2 separate regions of the Homo sapiens genome follow, and region 2 is linked to region 1. The links are chromatin loops, found by intact Hi-C in ENCODE. Cell type or tissue: GM12878. All regions are shown on one strand. Links, peaks and the distances in the headings refer to the core of each region. The heading gives the core; the rest is flanking DNA.

Evidence for each region. Hi-C counts contacts between places; a loop is a spot of excess contacts. Peaks named below come from ENCODE experiments on the same cell type or tissue, not always from the same donor. Only the 100,000 strongest peaks of a DNase experiment are listed, where the experiment ranks them.
Region 2: a loop joins it to region 1, with 6 times the contacts of the local background. A loop is called at or near these places in 1 of 110 quality-filtered maps.

What each region holds. Positions count from the first base shown.
Region 1 is chr9:41,061,930-41,067,188 of GRCh38, reverse strand. It overlaps the pseudogene PGM5P2. Among named protein-coding and RNA genes, the nearest start is that of LINC03025, 60 kb to the left of the region's middle. In GM12878, for the core only: no CTCF peak of the experiment used is centred there; a DNase peak (open chromatin) is centred at 2,538.
Region 2 is chr9:40,989,347-40,994,605 of GRCh38, reverse strand. LOC107986997 (a long non-coding RNA gene) reads left to right here and starts at 2,775. Exons shown (of 2, transcript XR_001746463.3): 1 at 2,775-3,041. It also overlaps the pseudogene FRG1HP. RefSeq lists enhancers at 1,939-2,008, 2,019-2,078, 2,099-2,448, 2,849-3,038, 2,862-3,591 and a silencer at 2,489-2,698. In GM12878, for the core only: a CTCF peak has its summit at 2,406 (motif pointing left); DNase peaks (open chromatin) are centred at 2,335 and 3,105; H3K4me3 peaks cover 3,632 bases; H3K27ac peaks cover 3,516 bases.

The DNA.
Region 1 (5,259 bases), core at 391-4,390:
CCAGACATTAGGGAGGACAGGTTTGTGATACATTAGAAAACTTGAACGAGCCCTTCTATGATTCTCTCTTCCCTCTTTCTGCTTCCCTTTCTGAATCACCATCCCCAGGTTGTGGAATTAGCAAATCTATTATGTGAGCAATAGCAAACTTACAGGAGCCCTCGGCTCCATCTATCTCCCTGTTTGTGTCAGTTCATTCTGGATGCTTTTAGTCTGTGGTCTTCATTCACTCTTTTTATGGGGAAGTAAAAGGAGTGGGACAGATTATGAGAACAGCTGGGTCCTCCCAGTTGCTGGGGTGGTTATTTTAAGCTTTGTTTAATGTGTCCAGAGACCCAGATGGCATTTTTAACTAAGCTGCTTTATTAAATCTTGTGATAAAGCATAGTGATGTTTATTGAAAAGGCAGACACACATCAGCAACATTATGCATGAAACTTGCTCTAAGAATTTTCTATAAAACATCTGTTCTCTTTGAGCCTTTGTGAACTCTGGAAGTTTGCTAGTTTCTATACAGACTTGAGGACAAGAAGTTGGAACCCACTTTTGGAGATGTCCAAGCATAGGTATTGGAATCATTAATCCTAACCCTCTCAGTTTTAAGGCCCCGGATACCCTTCTGTTAGACAACAGTAACATGAGCAAGCACTGTAATAACATTTAAACAAGATTATTTGGAAATAATGGACAAGAAAAATTAGTATAAATTGTTTGGGGATTTTAAAATTAAAGATAAAAAGCTAGGGCTTCAATGACCTGTGCCAGGCTATAGCCTTAAGAGTCAATTTGCAAACACTCAAGATTTGGCCAATATGCCTCTACTACTTCTACTTAACACAGTCAAAGGGAAATTTTTAGATTCTTTCATCTGATTTGACTCTCTTAGTTACGAATAAGAGGATATCTAGAATATATATGTGACTTGTTAAAATGAAAATCCACCTTCTCTGAGTCTTCAAATATCTTTCATATCTTACATTTTTAGTAACATCAACTTTTGAAGTCATGTCCATAGTTGTATGAAAAGAAAAATTTCAGGAACATTCAACCTCAAAAGTTCTTTTTCTTAGTCTGAAGTCGTAGAAGCATTTGACTTTTACTTTTTCTTTTTAAGTTTGTACTAGTAGGTATTTTGTATAAATATAATATTTAGTTATTGCCTTTGTATTCTTTTTCTCTAGTAAACATCCTGGTTTTTAGCTATCAATATGTAGTTTTACATTTAGGGATTTCTAATGGAAAGAGAAAGGAATCTGAAATCAGAGGACAAGAGTTTATTCTACTTGACCAAACATATACAAAATACTGGAAGGAGAGTTTTACAACAAATATTTAATATCTATGACATGTAAAAAGGTTTTCCAAATCAAGAAAATTCAAACAATTCAATACAAATATCATCAATAATAACACATGAAGAGGTGGCCAACCTTATTAATAACCAGAGAAATATAAATTAAAACAATCCATCAACTTGTAAAAAAGATGAAATTACCCAGAGTTGGTGTAGGTGATGGAAAATTGTCATGTTTGTATACTGTTCATAGAAGTTAAATTGACATAACTTTTTGGTCAGGCAATTTGGAAGTATATATCTAAATTAATAGAGAAGTTTTCTAATAACCTGGGAATCTCTTAATCTAAGAATCTTTACTGTAGATTTTTCTAGAACAAATGTACAAACATCTATGTACAAGGGTACTCACTGCAGCATTTTGCTAAGGAAAAACTCAGAAAAAAATCTATATGTTCAACAGAGAACAGGTACATAATTTATGACACAACCGCACAATATACACCACTAAAATAAAGGATATAAATTTATGTATAGTATGAAAAAGATGTGAATGATAGCTTGTTGGTGAAAAACAGCAATGACTGGAATATTGTGTGTAATGTAATCCTGCTTTTCTGTATATAATGTAGGCATAGAAAATAGGATTGAAAGGACATACTCTAGTCAACAGTGGATATAGCTTGGGTGGAGGGGGTGTATAATGGGGAAGGAGAGTCCCTTTTCCTATCTATTCCATATACATCTCTGGATTTAAAAGATCATACATGCATATGCATTACCTTCAGAATTAAAATGATAAAGACAAAAGGAGAAGCTTTGTATTTGAATCATGATACTACTGTTTGCAACTTATATGACCGTGGGGAAGTCGCCTAGCCTCCTGGGGTTTATTTCCTCATTTATAAAAATAGGGAAAGTAATAATACTTGTCTACATATCTTCTAGGGTTGTTGGGAGGATTGAATGTGATAATGGGTTACAGCATTATGAATTATTTATTCATATAACACAATTATTATAAAAATATTTTGCTCTGATTAAAATAAAAGAAGGACGAGATCGTGTGTGTTTTTCAGTCCCAGTAGCTTTACTAACCAGAAAGCGCCTGCTGATGTGGTGATCACAGTTGCTTTGGTGCAGCTTCCTCTTGACTTTTGGCATTTCTCCATGCTGCTAGCTAAGGCTGAGGTGGCGACTGTGGAAGGTGTGAGCTCCTCCCCCTCCCAGCACACATTTGTGTGCGTACTCACACTCATGCACACACACACACATGCACACTCTATCACAGTACATGAGGTGGCAGCAGCTGCTCCGGCATAGACTTTCACACAACATAAAGGGCTTTTTTGCTGTGGTCTGTGCATTATTTCTTGTTAAGCATGAGCTGAGTCAGTGCCATGCTTTTCCATCTGAAACCTTTCTGAGGCTCAGGCTGTGTTAAGAGCAAACCCTCTCCCCTCCATGCCCACCCCTTGGCCCTCTACTGAAGCCAGATCTTAATCTGCTCATTTCATGAGGATTTTCAAACCGAATGGACTGGGCCATGTGAGAGATCACTGAAAGGAACAGACCAAGCAGAGGCTAAGAGACTCCACGCTAATCTGCTGAGTCGTCTGAAAATGCACAGCTGTGGGAGCTTACGGTGCTTTAAAGTACTTTGGCAGGATGTTTGTTCAGGGGGCCTGTTCCTGCAGCCCTGCTGAATGTTTGGTTAGGAGGCATAATCTTTTTTTGGACAGGATCTCCCAAATGTAAAGTGATAGATGCTAATGTGGAATATAATACAGAAGATCCAGCTTGGATGTCATAAATAACAATAAATTGTTTAATCTTGCTGAGTTGTAAATCTATGATTGCCAGAGGTCTTTAGTTCACTGGAACATAGTATGGGGGCAGGGGCACTTAGCAAATAGGCAGTTATTACTTTCCAACCAGACAGAAACTGGTCTGATGGAATTTATCTAAAAAGGCATACACATGTATTTTAATTAATTGTGACAATTACTCAGAGAAAACACATGGCCCTAAAGAGGCTGAGGGGTTTTTTTGTTCTACCTATGAATGTATATGTATATTCACCTATATTCTACCTATGTATAAGTAAGAGAATGAGTTTTTGTTTTGGGGATATATATTTATACGTATCTATACAGATAGATATACACATACTTAATTTCTGTCTACCTATTAAGGTGCAGTGCCAGATGGAAAGTATTTTTAAGCATTTAGATAGCTTATTCTATAGCATATGTGTGCATATAGCCCCCCCATAAAGCTTTGTCTCTTTTCTGGATATATTTAACAAGAGGCTAGAACAGAGTCCAAAATGTCAGAAATGTTTGAACATTCCATAGAAATGAAGGAGGTGTTTCCAAATGACCTATGTTTCTATGGCAATAAATAGAACTTGTGCTGCGTTGGATGCGTCAGGAGTAAGGAATATAAACAGTGTAAGTATGACTATTCCAGGCAGAAATCTACCTTGTAAGAACAGCTTTGTGCAGTGAGCTCAACAACATTGATCAGTTAGCAGTCTGGTTCAGTACAACATTGATCAGGTAGCAAGCCGGTTCGGCAGTGCCAGTCGGAGACACAGATGGGGACAATCAAAGAAGATGCAGGTCAGGACAAGGATGCAGACATGTACCTGTCACTACCATGGACTTCAGCACTTCTTAGTGAGCAGGTTTATGATTAAAGAAGAAAGACATCGTTGATATGTAAGCATGTTACAATTAATTTGCTGTTTAGTTATTAGCAAACTACATCCAGTTTTTAGTTTTTAGGTTTTTTTTTTCTTTTTTCTTTTTTGAAACAGGTTCTTGTTCTGTCATCCAGGCTGGAGTGCAGTCGTTATCCAAGCTCACTGCAGCCTTAAACTCCTAGGCTTAGTGGATCCTCCCACCTCAGCCTCCCAAGAAGCTGGGACTACAGGTGCACGCCACCATGGCCAGCTAATTTTTCTTATTTTTTTGTAGAGATGAGGTCTTGCTGTATTGCCCAGGCTGCTCTTGAGCTCCTGGCTTCAAGCCATCCTCCTGTCTTGGTTTCCCAAAGTGCTGGGACTATAGGTGTGACTCACCATGCCTGGCCTACATCCAGTTTAATTTATACTACACTGTGGGTTTAGTCCTCAAACATGTTTTTGTTTTACATATAAAAATTTGAGGTAAAAGAACATTTTTACATTGGTCAATAATGGTACATTTAAACAATGGACGACTATATCCATTAAAATCGTGTTGTGGAAGAATATTCAGTGACATGGAAAGACTGACTCAAGGGCAAGTGAAACGTGTCAAGAGTCTGTTAGGTACTAGACACTGTAAACTGGGTCTTGGCTGTGTTACTTGCTTACATCCTCCATCATGTGATCTTTTAGATAACAAAATCGAGATACATAGGGATAATGGGTGGGCTGATTGAAGAACAGAACTTGGGCCACACTTCTAGATGCCTGTGACTTTTCTGCATCTATTCAGATATTAGGAATTGATTATGAAATCCATGGTGGTTTGATGCTAATGAACTCTCCTCTATCTCTCCAGCATGTGTGTAAAGACTTCCAGAGGTACAGGAAGTTGAGGATGAGCTCTCTTACTTCCATCTGGTCTCCATGTAACAAATCATATAACTGCACAATTATCCAAATGCAAATGAAGGAGTCCCTTGATGTTTGGATAACCACATTCATGCCTTGAGTTTGTTATTTCTTGAAATTGCCCTTATCCGTCTCCTGTTTACCCATGAACAACACTACTTAAGGGCTGGCACTCTGCAACCCATGGCAGCTTGGCTTTTTCCGGTGTTTTGTTTTTGTTTTTAACCGAGAAGACAGGAAACAGGCATCTTTGTGTATATGGCTTGCCACAGCCCTTCGTAGATGGACATGGTGGAGGCTGTGTGGTCCCGGAGAACACTTCCTCTGTGAAGCATCAGGGAAGTTTCTGTTCATTGTGTCT
Region 2 (5,259 bases), core at 657-4,656, 73 kb after region 1:
TTTAAGTATATTGATTTGTGTGATAAATAAATATCGTAAGATTGAAACTTGGAAGTCTTTTAAGTTGTTTCATTTATAAATTATTGATTTAGGAAGACTTACATTGCTATGCCCTCTTAAATACAGTACTGAGAATTTGCTTCAGGCTTTGTACATATTATGTTAAAGTTCAAAGCAGATTGTAGAGCCACACCGCCAGATTTTAAATCCCGATTCTGTCACTTCTTAGCTCTGCAATTTTTGGAAAAGGTACTGAATCTCTCTGTGAGTCAGTTTCCCCACTTAAAAAATTAGGATAACAACTTAACTCTTAAGTCTATTGTGAGGATTAAGAGGTAATATGTATCTTCACACATTGCTGGTGGAAATGTAAAATGGTGCAGCATCTACAGGAAACAGTTTGGGGTTCCTCAAAAAGTTAAAGAGTTACCATATGACCCAGCAATTTTACTCCTAAGTATGTATACCCAAGGGAAATGAAAACGTACACCCACAAAAATACTTACATAAGAATATTCACACTAGCATTAGTCACAATAGTCAAAAAGGGGAAACAATCTAAATGTTCATCAACTGATGAATGGATGAACAAAATATTACATCCATACAATGGACTACACTACGCAGCCATAAAAAGGAACAAGTGCTACAACAATGATGGACCTCAAGAATGTTGTAAGTGAAAGAAGCCAGATACAAAAGGCCACATGTTACATGATTTCTTAGGAAATATTCAGAATAGGCAATTTCACATAGATAGCAGACTAGTGGTTGCCATGGACTAGGAGAGGGGGAAGATGGGATGTGACAGCTTTAATGGGTAGGAAGAGATTTCCTTTTGAGATGACAAAAATGCTGAGCAACTAGACAGTGGTGAACCTCTTGGATATATACTAAAAACCACTGACTGTACAAAAGGGTGAATTTTATAATTATGAATTACATCGCAATAAAAAAATAAAAACCCAAGAGGGATTTGAAAAAAGTTAATGTGCAAAATGCCTACAATTTCTTGGCGCATTGAAAGTGCTATATAAGCATTAATTATGATTATTACGATAATCTTAAGATACTCTTGTCTGCATTTTCATCATAAAGTTTTCAGAAGATAACTCACCACTCCTCACAGGAAATTCACAGAGTAAAAATCTCACATTCATTCAGGATATACCTGCCATTTATTCTGGCATCTTCATGAGGCCAGACTCCTCGAGAGGGTTCTCAAGGGCAGTGGCTTCAGCTCACTCCTTGATACTTTCTTTCCATCTCGCCTAACAATATCAAAACTTCTGTTTATCACGGAGGCCAGGAGGAAAGCTCAATATTTGCATGTACAGTCAACCTCAGGCAAATCTGCCAGTTAAAAAAGAAGCGGGGATATGAATGCACAGGTATTTTTCTCCTAAAGAGCTAATAAATTACCACTACAACCTCCTCCTCACATTTGGCTCAATTTATTTACTGCATGTATGTTCTCTCATTTAATCCTCACAGTCTTCTAAAGGTATAAAAAATGGTCTGAAAGTATAAATGTGTAAACGGAGGTTCAAAGATACTTGATCTCTTAATGAGTAAATGGAAGTTCAGACATATTAACCAATTTGCCACAAATTACAAAATTAGTAAATGACAGAGTGCAGGTTCCAGCCCATATCCCTATCAAAGTCCATATACACCTCAACCACTGTGTGATTCATCCTGGTTTCACTCTACATATTAGCTTAGAAAAAAATTAATAATTTTTCCAGGAAGAGACAATGGAGAAAAGAATAATTCCTAATAAAGGAAGTTATTATAATGAACTACAAGATCAGACTAACGCAGACCCACCAGGCAGAGGCCTGGAGAGATGCCTCAAGGGACCCAAACTCGTGGGTACGGGGTCACGGGTCACCCGCCCGTCTATCCTGTTTCCAGGGTCGTCCGCGCAGGAGGCTGCCCCTCTCTGCACAGGCGCCAGGAAGGGCGGTCCGGCCTCCATCCAGCCCAGACAGGGTCAGAGCGAAGCCTGGGAGGCCACGAAGCCGGCTCTCCGCATCACGGCTTCCACCGGATTCGCGGGGGTGGAGTGCGTCCGAAAAGAACTGAGGAGGCTCCCGCCGGAGCTGCAGGACCCAGCTCTTCACCTCGGTTCCCTTGAGCACAAGCTTGGTAGACTTCACATAAGAATACTAGGCCATGGCTCCGGGAGACTTCTGCGCGGAGAGGCTGAAGCCGGCTCAGGAAGAGTATGTGACCTGGAGCAGCACCAGGGCGGGGAGGAACAGAAGTGGAGGCGAAGTAAACACTCCCCGACAGCGTAGGTCTGTCCAGAACCCGCCTCCGTCTTCACCCAAACACTGAATGGCTGAGATTTCCACTTCCGGGTTTCTGCTGGGGAGCTATGGCGGCTGCAGAGGGCCGAAAGGTGTCTGCGCGCATCTGCTCCCTGGCGCCCTCTCGAGGAGCCCCTGAGGATTCGTGCCTCCCAGAGGTGGGGAAAGCCCGCCCGAGGCGCCGGTGCTGACGGTGGCGGGGCTGCCGGGCACGCTGTGGAACTGCCTCCCGCTAGAGCTGCGGGCTGGCGACGGTCCCGTGGGGGCGGGAAGCGGCTCAGGGTGCCCTCGCCGGCCTGCGGCGGCGCGTCTGGGAGCGCAGGCCACTCGTGCGCGGGTCACTCGGGGCTGTGCCTCGCGCGACTGTGTGTGCAGGAAACAAGGAGGAAATACCCTAAAATGGAATGAAGCGCCATGTTGAGGGCCGCGGATGTCGCGAGTGCTGTGGGAATGTGGGCTGAGGTGGAGAGTTATGGTGGAGGAAGCTAGTCCTGTCTGATGGAGGAAACAGGGCAGAGGCGTGGAGGGAGACGCACAGTGCTGGTGTGAGGAGCCGCGAGCAGGCCAGGCCTGTAAAGCAGCGTGATGGGAACCAGGATAGAGAAGGCAAGTCGGGGTCCTGTGGTCGCTGAAGAATTTGAATGAAATCAGTAAACAGGTGAGAGGGATCCATCGCAAGAGCATGGGATGAAACGAGCAGTAGTCCACGGTGATTCCTCTGCAGCGGTGGGTATTATTAATCGCGTATGTGACACCAAAACGTGGGTATTATTGATAGCTTATGTGACACCAAAACCACCCCATTTAAGCTGTGGCTCTTTCCCTAAAGTAGAAAACAGAGATCAGTTGGGTTCCAAGCATCCACGAAGATCTTATTAAATTCGTGATCCCTGGTGGCACCATGGAGTCAGGATTGGCTCATCTCAAACCTGACTCAGAAACAAAACCATCTCAATGGGCAGAGATGAGCGTCCTTACCCGCTATCATAACGTATTTTCTGGTGTTTTCACAGTGCTGCGCTTCCTAATCCCCATTCTAGGGCAATCTACATGCCATGATGCCCAGAGGCATTAACAAAGGAGACACACAGGGGCTCCTCACGTTGGCTTTCCATGGTTTTGATGAAAATCTGTTTCCTCATCTCATACAATGTGGTCCGTAATAGTATCATTTAGGGTTGAAGAATTAAATGGTACAAATTATATAGGGTGCTTATGATAACCTACATGGAAAATGCCTAGGATATGTTAGCTATGCTCATCACCAACATCGTTATATGATGGTAATAATCAGATAGTCAGGAAGGCTGACACCAAGAAAATGGATACATGCTCTGAGGGAATGAATGTGGAGAGATCAGAAGGTCAAGAACAAAGCCTTACAACATGTCTGCAGTAAAGGGATAGAGAAAAGAAAGGCTATAAAAGAAGGAATGAAACAGAGTAAAATTATAAAATCAAAGCTAAGGAGAATTTCCAGAAAGGGTAATATCATTTAATATCATAGAAGTTTAGGAACACAAGATGGAAAAAAGGCCTCTGGGTAACTGACATTGAGGCAGTCTTTAGGGAAGCTCCATTTCTGACAGAGTAGACACCAAGTCAGCTTGAAGCAGGGACAAGTTGAAGAAGCTGTTGGCTGGTCGCATGGGGAAATAAATAAGGGATGGCATATGCCATATTTCTGGATTTCTTTCTTTCTTGCCCAGCCTCTATATATGCATAGAGTTTGGTGAAAACTTACAAAAAATAAAAATGAAACCAATTTTGTTTGTTGACTCAAATACAATGCTTTGTGTTAGAATCAAGATAAATTCATGCCTCTCCCTTCTATTGTCACCGTCAGTTTTGAAATTAAACATCAGCTTTTCTTCTTCATTAAAATCATTTTCAACTCCTCCCAGGTGTTGGTGGTTTGGGGGAGTTACATAAGCAGTCAGGTCTTGATGAGTAGAGGAGGAGGGAACAAACACTTTCAGCAAAGGTAGAATTCTGAAATTCTGCTCGTATTTTTCTCCAGTAACTTTCCTATGTTTGTGAGGTTATTCAGTCATAATGATCCTAGTGAAATTTTTTTCAAGCTTGACTAATCGTAATCACTGTGGACGTTTGTTTAAAATGTGTATTCCCAGGCCTCTCTCCTGCTGATTCTGATTCAGGAGATCACGGATGGAACTCAGAATACATGTGTTTGACAAATACCACAAGTGGTTCTTATGGTCAGGGAAATTTGGGACTCTAACCAGAAATTTATGTTTTTATGACTGGCAGCTAGAAAAGATTCCTAGAGTCTTTGCTTTTTGAAAATAAAATATTTCTTTTTTAAAAGGAAAATTGTATGACTAGATACAACATTTATACATGTGGCACATGTACTGTACTGTGTGCTTTTGTCATATTTACAGTTGAAGATGTGTAAGAACACTCTGAGAAAAATTATCTATTAAATGCAAAGAGGGGTAAGTCAGGGTGGGGGAGAAATGGGAAGGGTGTGCTTATTGTTGCTAAAAGGTAGAAAAGCCAGAATGATAGCATCTAGGGTTGCAAATAGCACATTGTAAGTTGAGGGAGCTTCATAATCATGTCTGAAACCTTCTTTGATATACTGAGTTGTAAACAGTGGCTTTGGACAAGATTTGAGGGAGAAACCAACTATGCTTTAAAGTGTTCATTTAAAAGGCTTTAATTAAAGGAAAGTCTTTATATTTACTTGAGCTAATTTAACTTCAGGACTTTAACAAATTACTAGCCCTTAACCTCTTAAAAATTGTCTTTCATTTCAAATGAAAGTTTAAGGTGGCCTTTATGTTTGATTGGTATACTTATGCGAAGACTTAACAGCAAGGTACTGTACATTTCTAAATGTTTACTTCTTAATTTTGCTGGAAGAAATATACTACTCAATTGATTATTTTTAAAGCAAAGTAAAACAATTTATTTTGAC